3 separate regions of the Mus musculus genome follow, and all the other regions are linked to region 3. A link is a loop called in an ENCODE intact Hi-C map of the cell type or tissue named here. Cell type or tissue: left cerebral cortex. All regions are shown on one strand.

Region 1 (2,500 bases), 84 kb after region 3:
GGACTCCAGAAATGAGTGTGCTATTCATGCGATGCCAAGGAATGGGGGGAGATGCTAAGAAGCAGCAGGAAAAGAAAGGAAGAGATAGAGAGAAAGAGAGAGAGAGGAGCGAGAGGAGCGGAAGGCAAGAGATGGGAAGGAGAAAGCAGTTTGGGTGGGGGTGGGAAGAGAAAGAGGGGAAAGAGACACGCTGTGAGGATGGCCCTGAGCTGCACTTCCTACCCAGTGCAGAAGAGGAAGGGCAGTTGCTTCACAGAATACAAGTCTGGCTACCAAGCAGGGCAGCTGGCCAAACAATGACAAGTACACTTCCAAACTTTCCAAATGAACTAAGCTCTTTGGCTGCTCTCAGCACTGGCCTTTCCGAGATAAAGCTTGTTTCATATACGTAGCTGACTCTGAGGTGTCCAATGGGAACTCCTGAAAAAAAAAACACTATTTATATACATAAAAGGAAATGTGTATAAAATAGTTGAGGTGTAATTCAAGTTTCAGATTTTCTCTACAAACAAACAAATGCTTTGGGTCAACAACTATGTAAAGTAAAACGGAGACAGTAACTACCACATTTCATGCACGGCCCTGGAACTCACAGGCATTGCCCTGCCTCTGCATCCCGAGGCCTGGGAATTAAGGTATCCACCAACCATCACATCCACCCAATAAATCTATGATCTTAACCGAAAGGAATAGACCTAAGGTTTGCTTTCCAAATAATAAAGACTGTAGTTTAACCAGATGTATTATTTATGATGGAGAAAATTAACCAACACAGTACATTCAAGTTTATTAAAACATGCACTTTTTTTTCTTTTTGGGGGGTGGGTGTGCGTTTTTGAGACCAGGTCTCACTCTGTAGCCAAAGCTAGCCATCCTGGAACTCACTACCTAGCCCAGGCTGGCCTCAAACTTGTGACAATCCTCTCCTGCCTCAGCATTCTGGGTGCTGGGACTTCAGGTAAGTACACTACTTTGAGTCATTTTCTAAGGTATTGTGACATGGAAATTTGAAAATTTTCCTTCAGGAGGCCTTAATCTGGGTTTGGATTTCCTCTGCCAATGGAACTACTGAAAAAAAAAAGTTTTGGAAATATAAAAGCAGTAGAAACATATAACATGTTTTGCAGGTCTATCAGCCAAATAGGCAGAATGATTCAAGAAGCTCTGAGCCGCCCAGAGCCAGGCTCAAGTGAGAAGCAGAAGCAGAAAGCGAGCTAGCAGCAAGGAAGCATTATCAAGGAAGAGATTGTAAGTCCTTCTGCCTGGTGACTAAGCAGTGACTAATCTCAGAGGAGTGTAGCAGGAGAGGCAAAGTAAAATAGAAAATCAGAGGGAGGAATATGAAATGATCTCCAGGGCAACAGAGAAAGGAGGGTTCCATTAATAGAAGTGGAGGTGCAACCAACATCTCCTGATGCAAATAGAATTCATTTTTAGCTGAGTTAACACGGCTAATTCGGGCTAACTGGCCCACAGCTATTGCAATATTGTTCCTAATGGAGATAAAGAACTTGAAACTAGGGCCTTTTCTGTTCTGAGAAAAGGTATCATGTTACCCCAGCAGGCCTGGAACACAGGACATAAGTGGGGCTTGAACTCCTGATCCTCCTACCTCCATCTCTCAAGTGCTAAGATTACAGATGCATTTTCTAAGCATTTTCTACCACAATGCCCGGCTCCATTCTGGAAGCTTTGCTTAACACTTCTTTTTAGTGAGTACTGATGCATTCATTTCCATAACAATATGAAGATGATATTCTCACTCATAATCTTCTATTATAAGAAAAAAGAGGGGCTGGAGAGATGGCTCAGCGGTTAAGAGCACTGACTGCTCTTCCAAAGGTTCTGAGTTCAAATCCCAGCAACCACATGGCAGCTCACAACCATCTGTAATGGGATCTGATGCCATCTTCTGCTTTGTCTGAAGACAGGGACAGTGTACTCATCATATATATAAAATTCAAATAAATAAAATTTACAAAAAGAAAAAGAAAAAGAAGAAGTGAACCCGTTCCGTAGTATTTAGATTTCTGAAACTGGAATATGTGGGGATCACAGCTACTCTCCTCCTTAATCAATTTTTTTCACATAGGGGGAGCTCTTTTATTAACATTTTACTACATAGTTCTCCTTTAAAAGTTTTTAAGCCAGGCATGGTAATGCATGCCTTTAATCCCAGCACTTGGGAGGCACGGGCAGGCAGAGAGAGAGAGAGAAAGAAAGAGAGAGAGAGAGAGAGAGAGAGAGAGAGAAGGAGGGAAGGAGGGAGAGAAAGGAAAGGAAAGGAAAAAAGGAACTATCAATATATGCAACAGATAATGACATACAATACTGTGGATTCTAATGCTTGCTGAATATATAGTGAATATACAGGTGCCTTTGCCAATACTAAGCATAATTTTGTTTGGTTGGGTTTTTGGCAGGTGGGATGAGGTAGCTTTTCTCTGTGTAGTCCTGGCTATCCCCGAATTCTTTCTGTAAACCAGGCTGGCCTTCAACT
Region 2 (2,500 bases), 620 kb before region 3:
ATGAAATCCTGTCCCCTGGACATGACATGGCTGTCACAATGAGCGCACAGAAGCTATGGTTACAAGACCTGCACCAGATCAAGCCAGTCATCATTCCACCATGGTAGAAGAGAAAGACCACACCCCCCACACCTGGATGAGACACTATTGACTGTAGATGCTTGCCGGGAGAGAGCGACTTTTCTTTAGGAGTAAGGACACTGATAGATTCCCATATCCCAAAGATGTCCCTTTTAGACATGTGCATATGAGCAGCACTAATTAGACTCAATAAGTTATTAAAAGAGAGAGAAAGGAGAGGGGAGACTTGAAGTGGGAAGAATGGAGTTAGGGGGAGATATGATCAGTTTATATCAGATATATGTGTAAATATTTCAAAGGTTCCAAAGAATAAGAATGTTTTAAGCAAAATCTCAAGAGGAGAGAATGATTCTTTTGGCAAATTTTGTATTCTAGTTGCAGTCTGACTGTTTAACCTGGTAGACGATCAATTGATTTGTGCTCAGTGGGTGACTATTCAGAAACTTCTTTCTGGTGATTAAACTTTTGAAGAGCTGGATCCTGGAGATAATGAATATGCACGAAATACAGTCTTTGGGAAAGGTTAACTCAGGTTTAAGTTTTGGTCACATTGTTTTGAATGAATACTTTGCAAACTTAAAAGAAGTTGGCTTGTTAGAAGGTGAGGGACATTTACCAGTGTGTTAGGAATTGTTGAAAATCTGATTTGTAGTCCTCATCAGCTGTTTAGAAGTCCTACATTGGGCATTTGGTGTGTGTATGTGTGCACGTGTGCGTATTTGAGCACACACACACACATACACAGCGAGAAAGAGAGAGCGAGCAAGCGAGCGAGCGAGCGAGAGCACATCATATCTTTTCTAGTTGAGAGTGAAAAAGGAATAGGACTTTGACTCCCGCCAACAAGTCAGGTTTTATGATTTGAGAACAGTTAACACTAGGTGGCAGGAGAAGACTGCAGATATCTAATGCCTCAACTACCACAAAACTCCGTATCTTCCCACAGGTCTTCAGAGTCTCATTCAAAAGTGCATCATGTTACTCTTTAATTTATGCATTATGTGTATTACCAATCATTTTATAGTTATAAATACTTATATTCTAGAGAACGGGGTGGTAGTAAATAAAATGAATGAAAGTGTGAAGAAAATAGGATAAATCATAAATTTCTAAAGACACATAATTTCCCAAATTATACTGACAGTAGGGTGAATAGCAGTGTCTCCTAGTATTGAAAAACATTAAAATTATCTGTCGCCTCTGAATTGAGTGATTAATTTGTTTTTTAGATATATTAGTCATTTACAAAATGACCCATGGGTCAAGATGTCAAATGCAAATTTAAATTAAAAAAACTTTCATTTTCACAATCAAGATTAGTATTCGAAAACATGAAGCATTTCATATCATGCCCAGTATAAATTGCTGCCATGAGAGGAGAAAGCATCATTTTCAATGTGACCTAACTCTGTTCCAGAAATAGAATTATTTTAAATCTTTCTTGGAAAGGGTATTTCTGTGTCTCAAATGAACCGTTCACACGTTAATTCTTGGTCTTGATTTACTACTGGTCCATATATACTTTTCATTCAAACAGGAACACTCCTGAGCATGGAAGGAGAGCTCCCTTAGAACTGAGAAACTAGGCCCCCCTCCCCCCAGCCTGCTTATGGCCAGAGCCCACTCCACCTTTCTTAAACCAGGCATTTCTACATTTGTTACATTGAAGTCCCACCTTCCTGTTTGCCAGTCCCTACTCTTTCTTCTCTCAGCAGTCTGTCTTCAGATTCTCAGGAACACCACTAGTCGGACAAGTTCCCACAGGAGTTCAAACCCACCAAGACATAACAAGAATCAGGCTTTGTGGAGAGATAAAATTTTGGCCGACTCTGATGTAATTTGACTCTCTTGGGGAAAGACATTATGAAATACTATAAGAAATACTACAGGCTCATGAAAGCACTTAATTCCATGTGTGGATGACAGGCATAGGTTGCTCACTTCAAACTCACACTTTGCACTTGTAAAAATCTGACGCACAGCAAAACTCACTAAAACATTATTATTTACCTTTGATAAATGATTTGTATAAATATAGCAGAATTAGTTTTTTAGCTGCAGTAGTGGCATATTCACTCTCAGGAGTAAAAATTGTTTTACCAAATGCAATTAATTATCCTTTGCTTTGGAAAAACTCCTAACAACAGTTCCTAGGTAAAATAGTACAATATGAAGTCAACTTACTTCCTTAATAAATTTTCTTTTTGATGTAAGTGCATAAGAATTATGTGCTTCTCAAATAGCGAATTCTTATAGGGGCTAGAGTACATTAGATTTTAATTACATTAATTATTTAAAAATAAATAATGGATTTTTCATGATTAAAAACACAAAAGAATTGCTATTTCTGAATATTGTAACAACATTTTCACAAAATAATTTTTAAAATAGTTTCTTTGATGACTCTAGCACATTTACT
Region 3 (2,500 bases):
CTTTTTTCCCCCAAAGCCCAGACAGAATTTAAAATGTAAAAGGTAACTAAGTGGATTGTGGGCTGGGTAAAAGCTATTTAAACGGATAACCCAGCTCTTTGCTCTTCGGAGAGCTTTACCTGAGGGAGAGGGAAACAGAAAATAGAGGACTGTGATGGTCATATAAATTACACCCGTATCTCATCACCCTTTACCGAATGAGTCAAGAGATGGCTCATTTAAGTTCCACTACAAGGAGATTCCCCTCAGGGGGAGGGGCTGGTTATGCTACCCAAACACCACTCCAAGCTACCTGTCTCCCTCCCACATCCCTTCCTTCAACTACAAACTCCTGTTTCATTTTTTTTTCTTTCATCTTATTGTAGCAAATGCATTTTTTCCCTGTTTTTGCAAGCCGCCTTGGATCTTTCCTGGGGTAAGAAGAGAAATATAAAGAAATAGAGATCCCGCCCCCCCCCCCACTTCCCCGGTTCTAAATTTAAATACAGCAGGCAGGGAGAAACAGTGCAAACGCTGTGTGGGTGTACATGGCAAGACGGTTTGCTCAGTATCTAGGAGAGGATAGAGAAGAGAATGCTAAAGGGATTTGAGAGCGTGTGTGTGTGTGTGTGTGTGTGTGTATGTGTGTGTGTGTGTGTGTGTGTGTGTGTGTGTGTGTGTGTGTGTGTAGAAAGAAGAGGGAAAATAAGATTAGTGGAATAGTGGAAACAGGCACCCATCTTGACCATCCTTACCGTCCACCCCCACCCCACCCCCAGCCCCCGACCCTTCTGAAGCCCACTGCAGTGCTCTGCGGGAAAGATTTCCCACCCGAGCAAAGAGCTAAAGGCCGAACGGGCAACCTGGGAAGACGCGAAGGAATTGAGACCAGCAAAGATAGGCTAAGCGGAGACGAGAAAGGAGCTAAGAATCCCGGGAAGCCTGATGCGATCGCTGGCACAGAAGAAGTAAAGCAGGGCTGGGCTACCGAGACGTACCTGGAGCCACCAAAGTAGAGGATGCCCCAGGCACCTCCGGCCTCCCCTCCTCTGCCTCCTCCCGCTGCTTTTGCTCTTGCAGCTGCTGCTGCTGCTGCTGCTGGATGAGGCTGAGGTCGGAGCGACTGAGTTCGGCTCTAGCGGCCGCGGGGACCAGCCGCGCCTTCAGCAGCACAGCGGCCAGGCCGAGGAGCAGGGCGCAGGGGACGCGACGGCAGAGCCTCGCCATGGCGAAGAGCCAGGGAGCCACGGAGGCATATTGCGGGGCTGCGGGAGGCGGCGGGCGCCAGGGCTGCGGAACCCGGCCGCGCCCGCTCGCTCGCTCCCCCTCGCGCCGTCTGCGGTGCACAGCCTCGGCAGGAGGAGGAGGAGCGGGCCGGCAAGAGGATGGCGAGCCCGCTTTCGCATCCTCGCGCACGTGACCGCCGGGAGGGGCGAGCGGGGGCCTGGGCCCTGTGGCTACCCAGCAAGTGCTCTGCAAGGTGATGCTGGTGCCCAGGCGTTTAGCTAGGCGGAGATTAACAGGAAAGAGTTTCTGGCCCTTAATCTTTACCGAGGCAGCAGGAAAATGTAGAGTGGAATAAAATTCCTTCCACTAGACACCGAGGTAGAAAAAGGTGGCACATTAATTTCCTTCTAAAGCAATCAGACAACTGTGGTTCAAAAGCCAGGTTCCTTTAACGGAATAGTCTCTGCTGTCCCTTGGCCCACTTACAAGATAAACTGATATTCTCCAGGCTTTTTTTTTTTTTTTTTCTGCTTAAATGAGAATTTCTTTCTTCATCATAAATTATTCCTAATTACACCTTTTCTATTTGTAACCTATACTTTCCATGTGTTTGGAGGGTTTTTTAATTTGTTTTGTTTTTTAATGTCTTGCTAGATATGGTGGCTCACACCTTTAATTTTTAGCACTCAGGAGGTAGAGGCAGGCAAGTATTAGTAATTTGAGACCAACTTTGTTCTACATAGGGAGTTCTAGGACAGCCAGGGACTATAGAGAAAGACCCTGTCTCAAGACAAACAAACAATCAAACAAACAAATAAAAGTCTTATTTAACAAATAATAAACTAGGAGTTCTCTGTGCGTTTTAATCAGGAGCTTAGAATAAGTAAAATAGAATCCCTTCGTTCCAAATACTTACTGCCTGTTAGGGCAAGGCAATAAATATATAAGCAAAATATAGTCCACAGTGGTGGTTGCAACTGAAGAAGCAGTACAGGCATTTAGAGCTTACACAGAGTTGAAAGAAATTAAGTAAAGTCTGTGAAAGACACCGGGGAAGGTAGTCTGCACAAAATAAAAATTCACACAGAAATAGTAGATACCAAGTCGTCGAAAAACTGGAAGTGCGTTTGTGTGTGTGTGTGTGTGTGTGTGTGTGTGTGTGTGAGAGAGAGAGAGAGAGAGAGAGAGAGAGAGAGAGAGAGAGAGGCATAAAAGCATAATGTATTGGGAAAGTTTAAGCTGGGAAAGCAGTTACCAGAGGACTTATCCTTTTCTACAGTGAGTGCAGACTATT

The links. Peaks named below come from ENCODE experiments on the same cell type or tissue, not always from the same donor. Only the 100,000 strongest peaks of a DNase experiment are listed, where the experiment ranks them.
Region 1: it touches region 3 in a loop (9-fold over the local background); 4 of 42 quality-filtered maps call a loop at or near these places.
Region 2: it touches region 3 in a loop (5-fold over the local background); 11 of 42 quality-filtered maps call a loop at or near these places.

What each region holds. Positions count from the first base shown.
Region 1 is chr2:83,727,319-83,729,818 of GRCm38, reverse strand. The region is part of intron 1 of Itgav (integrin alpha V); the gene reads right to left. Among named protein-coding and RNA genes, the nearest start is that of Itgav, 4.2 kb to the right of the region's middle. In left cerebral cortex, no CTCF peak of the experiment used is centred here; DNase peaks (open chromatin) are centred at 282 and 1,353; H3K27ac peaks cover 2,332 bases.
Region 2 is chr2:84,428,402-84,430,901 of GRCm38, reverse strand. No RefSeq gene overlaps it. Among named protein-coding and RNA genes, the nearest start is that of Calcrl, 4.4 kb to the right of the region's middle. In left cerebral cortex, a CTCF peak has its summit at 959 (motif pointing right); a DNase peak (open chromatin) is centred at 960.
Region 3 is chr2:83,811,455-83,813,954 of GRCm38, reverse strand. It overlaps Fam171b (family with sequence similarity 171, member B), which reads right to left and starts at 1,343. Exons shown (of 8, transcript NM_175514.3): 1 at 978-1,343. The coding sequence starts at 1,206. In left cerebral cortex, a CTCF peak has its summit at 1,310; DNase peaks (open chromatin) are centred at 424 and 1,341; H3K4me3 peaks cover 1,710 bases; H3K27ac peaks cover 1,635 bases.